Regions from separate parts of the Homo sapiens genome. Here region 1 is linked to region 2. The links are chromatin contacts, found by Hi-C in ENCODE. All regions are on one chromosome and are shown on one strand. The core of a region is the stretch at or near the end of the contact, and the rest is flanking DNA. Distances in the headings are between cores, read along the strand shown.

Region 1 (4,660 bases), core at 881-3,380, 190 kb after region 2:
AAGACACATGGTCTAAGTTGCTGCTGAAATTTTGGACACATGAGCCCAGGTCTGGGACTTGGCAAGCGAATAGGCCAGATGGGAACTGTTGCTTGACAAATTGAAAGTTCTTTGTTTCAGAGTGAACCAAACCTGGTCTCAGCTAATCTACCAAAACAAAAAAGCTGGGGGAGGGTATATTGTAGAGCCCATTTTGATAATTATTTTTTTGGCACAAACTACTGCTTACACCAAAAAGCATTGTGGATTTATCATATAAATAATGACATCCCCAAAGCTGAACACTGCAAATGTAGCTATTAGGGACTTGTTGGAGTGCTTGCTGAAAGTATGTTTTTGTAGTATTGAATATCTCTGTGGCGTGCTGCTTCATCCCAAGGCAAACTATGGGTTTAAAAATAGATCAGTCCAACTGGATCTTACAGTCGCTAAACAGCTAACTGCTTTAGAGGAGCAAACTCAAATTCGTTTAGAAAAATGAAAAAATGAAGAGTTGATTTCCACCAGACAATCAATACATATTATTAATACCTTGTATTTACAAAATACTTTTATATTAAGACCTAAAACTCTGATTATAACCTTCATAGGGGAATACAAAATGGTGATTTTCCTCAATTTATAAAGCAAGGTAATTCAGAGTAAGAAAATGCCTCCAGAAGGCCTGGTTTTTATTTCCCTACTAGACTTCCAGGCCACATTTGATTTCTTGTATGCATTTTGAAACATTTGCTATCTGGTTGTTCTCTTCCAAAATGAATTCAAGGTGATTCCACTTACGTTCCCTTGAAAAGCGTTTTTACTTAAAATATAGTCTAGTATTTGTGCATTTCCTACACTAATCAGTCTTTCACTATGGAATCCTTAAGATGATTATGCATGTGCACAGCACACAATTCATTCTTCTTTCTCTAGGATAGTGATTCTTGACCTTTCTTAAGCCAAAGGCCCCTTATGAAATATAATGAAGGCTCCGTAGATGCTCTCTCAGTAATATGGACACATAAATGGACATAGAAAATTTTGCTCTAAAATGAAACTATAAATGTTGCTTTGGAATCTGCCCTACTAAGATTTAGAAGCATAAGAGGTGCTAGAACTGGCTCCCTTATGAAAGATAAGACCTGAATTATAAGCATATTTGAGCATATTGAAAGTAGCTAAGTAATGAATAAAAGTCAAGATGGACTCTTTCATTGGATAATTGGGTAATTTGCTTTCTCAATAGAAGGTGACACAGAATTGCTTGTAGAATAAAAAAAAATTCTTTCTGGAAGGAACTTTCTGGAAGTAGTTCAACCATCGTGTTTTATACTTGGTTGGCATGGCAGCTTGGGAACTCAAACCCTATTATTCTCAACTCTCAAGTGAGAGTTCCTTTTCCTACTGGATGCTGCCCCATGAATTTCTATGGCTTATGTGGTTATTAGGCCTTTATTTAGTCCTTGCAGCATCATAGTTATATGTATATGGATAAACAAGAAGCTGATTGCCCTTCTCTACTGAGGACATTAATTGGTGTTCATTTTCCCACAATAACATGGCTAAATAAGTATTAACATGTTACATTAAGAAATATGTCCTGCCAGGCACAGTGGCTCATGCCTGTAATCCCAGCACTTGGGGAGGCTGAGGCTGGAGAATCACTTGAGGCCAGGAGTTCAAGAGCAGCCTGGGCAAAATAGCTACACCCCATCTTTGCAAAACATTTTTTAAAATTAGGTGGGCATTGTGGCACATGTCTCTAGTCCCTGCTACTCAGAAGGCTGAGGTGGGAGGATTGCTTGAGCCCAGGAGGTAGAGGCTGCAGTGAACTATGATGGTGCCACTGTAGTCCAGCCTGGACGACATAGCAAGACCCTGTCTCTATAACAATAAAAAAGAAAAAAAGAATATGTTCATATTCACATATATCTTTAAATGATGGTCAGTTGTCTCAATATTCTCAGGGTTCTGCATTTTTACAGATCCTCACAACACTCAGGCCTTTGGTCTCTGTACTTACAACATATTGCTTTATTAATAAAGTGTTTTGCTGTTCATAGACTAAATGCCACCAAAGTCATATACTTTGTATGGGGTTTTGGTGATAGGCCAGGGCACCACATGTGCTGACTAGTGCTCTTTTTATAGTAAAACAGACTTATGAAAGCAAAAATTTATTGTGAAACTGTTTGGGGCATGCCAAATATCATAGGCAGTTAGCTCTTTGCTAACTGTAGAAACCCAGAGAATAGAATTGAGTGTTTTCTTAGGGAAGGGGCAATGAACACTTTGTGCCTGGGAGATCGAATGCTGCCAAGAAAGGGTTTCATTGCCCAGGACATAGTGGGGGAAGAAATGGAGACTAAATTCAACCTCTCCAAGATGGCCACAGGCAGGGGTGTTTTTTCTTCCAAAAGTATAAGAAAGCAAGAGAACCCAGTTTTGTTTTTAATACTTTTCTTGTTTGTTTTCTAGGTAGAAAAGTGTGGATTCACTAGAAATTAGAACTTGATTCCATTTTCTAAGATCCATTGTCTACATTATCTGCAGCTGAGAGCTTCTACTCAGGGGGCAAGGTGTCTAGCAGTTTCGATTTCAGAAAAGTGTTATTTCTGTAGTCTAAATGCAAATAATATGACATTTCCTTCTGAAGCAAATATATACGCACACACACACACACACACACACACACACATAAACACATCTCTGTTTCCTTTCTTGGTTTTTGTTTGGTTGTTTTTTTTTAACCAGAGATTGCCTTCATTTGATGGTCTAGAAGTGACTTTCTTTTATATGTGCTATTTTGAGCAGAAGGAGAACTGAGAAAAAGAAGGAAGGCCATCTGAATTTAGATAGGTGTAAAGTCAAAGAGGAAGAAGTTAGTGTTTAAGGCTAAAATAAATTGTCCTGTAAGTTATCCCACTGACCTTGGAATTGACAGGGTCACTTTTGGTTTCCACAGAGCCCCTTATCAATCACATTCATTTGGAGTTGGGAGGTACAATTTGCCTTCTTGTATGTTCTGAGATGTAAGAGCAATTTTCTTGTTTGATTAAGTGATTTATTCATCATTAAGGCTAATTTCCCAAATAGTCATTTTTATTTTGTAAAAATAAAGTTTGGAAGAGAAAGGGAATGAGATGAGATTTGTAGATGAGATTTTTATTATTTTGTCATTGTTTTATTTTATTATTTTTGTTATTAATGTTACTCAATATGTGGTTGCTTATAATTTATTTCACCAAGAAATTTAGAAATGGGAGATATTCCTTAAAACAGATTTCAATTTTTTTTAGCGCAACTTCTAGAATCCCAAACATACTTTCCTAGGTGATAAATACATGGCTGAAAAGCCAAGTTCATATTGAAAGTGTAGGTACAACTTAATGACAGCAATGTTAATCGTCCTTTTCGGTGTGCATGCATTTTTTAAGTCTCCTACATGTGAGGTATAATGCCTGGCAGCCACAAATAAACCTTGACCAAAGAGAGGATATTATTGATCACAATTTTTAAGTGGCTTATTCAAGATAGTGCTACATTTACGTTCACTTTTATCAAGTGGAAGCATCTCGGAGCTACCATCTATTTTATGTTTATATTTGTAGACAATGGGTGCCAAGTTCATTATTCTACAAAGCTATGAGCATGCCTTTGTGAATTAATATTAACAGATAAAGTAGAGATCCGAGGCACTTACATGAGTAAATAAGAAGAAAACCCCACACCATCCACAATATCCTGATATTGAGGGGGGAAAGAGTATTTTATAGACCGAAATTGACCAAATAATCAATGAACTCAATCAAATTAATTCAATCATGGCCCAAAACTTCATTGCCTCCTTGCCACCCTGAGCTGACATCATCCACCTGCAGCTGACCAACATGTGTACTGTATGCTTCCATACCTCCTGCTCAGTGGGCATCAGGCAGGTAGATGTGCTCTGCTCAACAGTATCCCATGAACAGTAATTGAGTAGGAGATGGTGGGGAGAGCAGGGATTCATGACTGAAGGTCAATTTATTTTCAGATATTCTTTTTAGATTGAGCAACACAGACTTCTTTTGGAAAATCTGATGGTAGATGAGTCAGCTTATTCTGATTGCATTTCAGGTGGAAGCCACAAATCCTACCACATAATTCTGCCCAATGTGCGCCTCATATTCACATTCTCAATTGGATGTAAACCTGAGCTTGTGAAGGTTACAATAGTTAAATGTATTAAGTCCTTATTATGTGCTGGGTATTGTTCTGTTTCCCATCTATTACTGTATTTAATCCTCATAGTAACACAAATAATGTACTCTTCTTATCCCCATCTTATAACGAGGTTGCTGGAGCTCAGCTGGGTTATGTAATCTACCTAGGGTCACACAGTCAGTGTGGAGTAAGGATTCTCACCTGGCTTCGGTTCCCATCACCTAAGGGTGTGGTCTAGCCTTTTAATAAGGTTCAGCTCTTGAGTTAAAACCTAAGCTCTGCAGAAAGCCCCTGGGAAATGTGAGGGCCAAATTAAAGGTAAGCTACAAACTTTCAGGTGAACCACATTAAATAATATTCTTAATGTCATTTAGACATAATGGAAGAGTTTGCCAGTTTTGTTGTTGAAAGTGCACAGGGCTGTGGGTTTGTATCCTCTGGTCTTCTCAACATGGTTTTAATACATATCTCT
Region 2 (4,961 bases), core at 1,003-3,502:
GGAGGTTAGGTATGGTTCTGACATTGCAATATTCTCTTCAAGTTAACAGCAGGCATTTGTTACATGCTCAGAGAATTTTATGATTTATAAAGAACTTTCCAAAACAGAATATAATTTGATTCTTGTTAGAGGCTCTATCATTCTCACTTTATAGATAAAGAAATTGAGGAATTCGTTGGTTAAGAAAATAAAAATAGCCACTCTCATTGGGCACATGGCCAAGTCCTGTTCTAAACACTTTAGATTTAACTCATTTAAGCCTTTAAATCATCTTATGAGGCAGATATCATCATTATTGTCCCCATTTTGCTGCTGAAGAAAGCAGGCATGGAGAAGTTATGAACTTGCTCAAAGGCCTGCAGCTAGTAAACAGTAGAGGTGGGGTTTGAACTCAGCCATCGTGGCTCCAAGGTTACACTAGATGGCCTATAGCTTGGATCTGGAAGAGAAGATCTTTCCAAATCTGCCATTCATCCAACAAAGCAGACACCTGGATCTCACAGGGAATGTTCCTCACTGGCAAATGTTTCTGCTGGACAAATGTCTTCTCTTTTATTGGCCTGTTATAACTAGAGTGGACTTTGAGAGCGCTAAAAAGAGAACATTGTTTGCTGCCTGTTTATTTTTCCGTCATTCTACACTGAGACAGGCACCATCCTCTTCAGTGAGAAAACCACACAAATAAACCCCCTTCTTGAGCTAGGCATGGTGGCTCATGCCTGTATTCCCAGCTACTTCAGAGACTGGAGGATCACTTGAGGCCAGGAGTTTGAGACCAGCTTGGGCAACATAGCAAGACCCTCATCTCTAAAATAAATGTGTCATGTACATAAAACTATCATTCATGAAATAAAATAAGCCCACCTCTGTTACTCCAGGATGACGATGAAGGAAACCCTGAGAATCAAGAGGGCATTTCCAAGTCTTGTGGGGAGCAGAGGCTCATAGGAAATAGCACTGAACACAGAGCCAGACAACCTGGATGTTGGTCATGTGCCAAAGGTGAGATCTTAGGTTAGTTGTATTTTCTGAGCCTCGGGTGTATTAAGGAAGAGGCAGAGCCTCTTCTGCCCATTTTCTGTTATAAAAAATATGTGAAAATTATTTGAAATACTATACATTACATGCCATACTTTTAAAAATGAAATTTGATGGGTTTCTAAGCCTCTGCAGAATTTGGGCATCATTTTAATAAAATAGACTTGATGAAGTGAAGCTTCTCAAAATAATAATTTTTAAAACGGTACAATTTTAACTGGGGATATATTTAATCTGTATAGATAAGGGAAACAATTTTTGCAGTCGTCTCATAGATTCTTCTAGAAAAACTCAGAACAAACCAAACTTTTTAGAATTTATTTCACTTTGTTCTTGTTTTATTATTATTATTTTTAAAGAGGCAGGGTCTCACTATGTTACCCAGGCTGGTCCTTTAATTTCTTCCATATGGAAGTCCTTTTATTTCTTCTATAACTAAATCCATTTGGAAGAGGGGGGTGCCACTCATACCTAGTGTCTCAGTGAACAGTGCTAAAAGGGAATTCTGTGATTAAAGAATCATAGAGCTTCTTTTCCCTGTGAAAGCACACCCTCTAAGGCTGTGTCTCAGCATCTCCAGATCTTCACGCTCTGGTGCCTAATAAAAGATCATCGTTATCTCTGGAGGGAATTCTCTCAGGTAGTGAAGGTAGGCAGAAGGTAAGTTTCTAGATACAAATTATATTTGGCCTCGTGGAGATACTAGGAACTGTATATCCAGGAAATGCCTATTCCCTCCTCTTTTCCATAACTGGCCTCAGGCTCGCCCCATTTTAACCCTCTCATTGACATCCAGAGCCGCTACGGTCAAAGAGGAGGCGGCCACGAATTGACCTGAATTCAGTAATAAGCCTATCTAGTCAACCACTTCAGAGTCAGGAGTTGTCTATACAGATAGCCAAGTCTTCCTAGAAATACTGTTACCAAAGAGAGAATCAAATGGAAAAAAGACACAGTCTGTGATCCAGTCGGTATTAAAGAATAAAGGAATACTTGCTGGAATTAACATTTCGCAAACCCAATAAGAAGTCCCTAAAATTAATTTTACCTAAATCCCAGCCCCAAATTTGGAATTGAATGCTAATCCAAAAAGTTATGTTAAATCTCTACTTCCAAAATAATTTTAGAATGATGTGGCCATTTCCACAGGCCTAATATGGCAGCATCTCCCAAGGGCCATCAGAACCAAGTGGCCTTGGAATTGTGCAGTGAGACGAGGACAGCCCCTTGAGACATCCAGATTAGAATCAGTCATAAGGTCCAATCTAGTCTTGGCTGGCCTTGGGGATTCGGGGTTGGGGGGTGGGGGTCACAGGGCATCCACATCTCTGGTAGCATAATTCTTGCCAGGTCAGGTGGTGTGTAAAAAATTATAGGCATGCAGGGTCACTGGAAAATGTTGAGAGCCAGAAAGTTTGGGTTATGATAGTTATGAACAAGGGAAAGTATTTACAATACCCCTTTTGCCCCAAAATAGATTTTAAACACTATACAAGCACAATGGAATGTGTTCATTCATTTCTAACCGGATTGTCTTCTACTCTCATGTTTAGGTCATAGCTATTTCTAGGCTTTCATGTGACAAGACCTTCACAGACTAAATTCAGTGGTGTCACCTTCTGAACAAAGTGGCCACATGCGCTGTGGTTTTCCCTTGTTTATTTTGTCTTGTTTTGTTTTACACAGCCAGTATCACTAGCCTCCTGATCAAGGTTAGTAGATAGAATTCAACCCCGTTCATTTAAAAGAGTGATAAATTTATGCCAGCCCATGATCTCACTCCCCTGAGTAGCAGAATGTGTCTGTGGTGCGCTGTGAAGTCAACCTTCCGGACACAAGTGTTCTGTGTGACCCTGAAACTACACCTGAAAGACAGGATGATGTCGTCATACCAAGCAAGCATTCTGACTGCAACTTAAAGTATTAAGGACAACATATATCCAGAGGTGAAAAGAAAATGAAAATGGCTGATTTATTGTTTTAATTGAGGAAGAGCCTGTAATCCAAATAAACTATGTTGATGGAAAAGACTCACCCAAACGCCAAGGTGAAATTTCCTAATACTTCTGCCAATTTGTTAGCGAATAGATGATGAGGAAGTCTCAGGTGGATTCTACTTGTACAAGGCCAAAAAAGATCTTATTACCAGGGTGGAGGTCAATGATTAACACTGTGATATGAAGTCATATTTCTTGTAAAGCAGCTCTTTGCAGTGTGCCAGGTTTGAGATAGTGTGCACACAATGTGACTACTCAACAATTAACGTGTTTTCCTGTGAGCGAAACTTGGTGAGGAGGGTGGCACATTTCTCTTTCCGCAATGTGAATTCTTACACATATACACACATTCTCTCTCTCTCTCTCTCACACACACACACACACACACACACACACACACACTCCCCACACCCTTCAATCATATATCCCCTTAGAGATGTTCATTACATCAGCCATGCAGAAGGAGAAAGAAAACCCTTACCCACCTGTAGCCACCAGACATGCCCTCTATAAGGCAGCTATTTACAAGACTATGAAGACATGCTCTAGAAATGAAGGGACATGCAAAGGCGTAGAAAGAACAAAAAGAAAATTACACCATTCTATAACTGCCAGGGCTGAGAAGAACAGAATATTAGCTGACATTTCTTAAAATTGTGTTCTGTGTACTGAGTACTTTATATGCTTTATCTTGTTTAATCCTTACATCAACCTCTTGAGGTACAGATTATATTTATTACTGTTTTAGAGATGAAGAAACTGAGGCTCAGAGATGTTCAATGACTTATTTATGGGCACACAAGCCATTCTAAATCACCATGGAATGCAAGTTAAAATATTCCCACCAGCTGGGTGTGGTGGCTCATGCCTGTAATCCTAGAACTTTGGGAGGCCGAGGCAAAAGGATCACTTCAGCCCATGGTTTCAAGACCAGCCTGGGTAACATAGTGAGACCCCCATCTCTATTTTTGAAAATAATAATAATTTTAAAAATACTCCCACCTTCTTCTGGTTTTTTTCTTTTTGAGACAGAGTCTTGGAGTGCACTGGTGCAATCTCAGCTCACTGCAACCCCCGTCTCCCGGGTTCAAGGGATTCACCTGCCTCAGCCTCCAGAGTAGCTGGGATTACAGGCACCCACCACCATGCCCGGCTAATTTTTGTAGTTTTAGTAGAGACAGGGTTTCACCATGTTGACCAGGCTGGTCTTGAACTCCTGACCTCAGGTGATCCAGCTGCCTCAGCCTCCCAAAGTGCTGGAATTACAGGCATGAGCCACTGCACCTGTCCCCATCTACTTCTTTATAGGAGGATGCATGGAATGGCAACTTATCACTGCGTCCAGCCCATAGGAATACAGGCATACCTAGAATACGTTCTGAGCATGCACACATAGATGTACCATGTACAGTCAAGCTAATCTTCCTGTTACCAAAAGTTTTGTCCTTGTGATTGCCTCTAGGCATATTCTAATATTTTTAGCCAGAGTCATCATAAAAAAGAGTCTTTATATGTCAAAATAGCTTTATAGATCAAACTGCATGATCTGAAATGCCGCTTCTCTGTTTGCGAGGGTTAAATGGTTGTCTCAGGCCAGAGTTTAGTTCATATTCTATAAATGGCTCTTACTCCTTGATCTGACTCACTGTATGTATTACAGCAAAGTCACTTACAGATCAAGATTTATTTTTAGAATCTTAAAGAAACAGATTCTACAGGGAGTGTTTGTGTCTGACCACAGACTAATTTGAGTGAAAACATATCTCAGTGAGGAACTTTCTTTCCATTTGATTCCCCTGCCCGTGGCTTAATGATAAGTCTCTTCATGTCATGTTAAATGGTTTTGAATTATTTAACAGCAGAATGACAGAATTTTATGCCAACATCATACATAGCAGAGGAGTTTTGTGGTATGCAAGTAAGAGA

What was found. A loop is a pair of places that touch in the nucleus more often than their neighbours do. Pooled maps may share reads with other maps.
Region 1: a loop to region 2 is called in a map with no recorded cell type, with 7 times the contacts of the local background. The contact joins two enhancer-like sites. A Hi-C loop is called at or near these places in 4 of 37 single-sample maps with no recorded cell type and 2 of 50 pooled maps.

What each region holds. Positions count from the first base shown.
Region 1 is chr7:28,813,406-28,818,065 of GRCh38, forward strand. All of the region lies in intron 9 of CREB5 (cAMP responsive element binding protein 5), which reads left to right. Among named protein-coding and RNA genes, the nearest start is that of TRIL, 140 kb to the right of the region's middle. RefSeq lists an enhancer at 2,375-2,554. Within about 2 kb of position 2,131, at least 3 of the 41 ENCODE cell types and tissues checked have a DNase peak (open chromatin) inside an H3K27ac peak, as active enhancers do.
Region 2 is chr7:28,618,858-28,623,818 of GRCh38, forward strand. All of the region lies in intron 5 of CREB5 (cAMP responsive element binding protein 5), which reads left to right. Among named protein-coding and RNA genes, the nearest start is that of CREB5, 210 kb to the left of the region's middle. Within about 2 kb of position 2,253, at least 2 of the 41 ENCODE cell types and tissues checked have a DNase peak (open chromatin) inside an H3K27ac peak, as active enhancers do.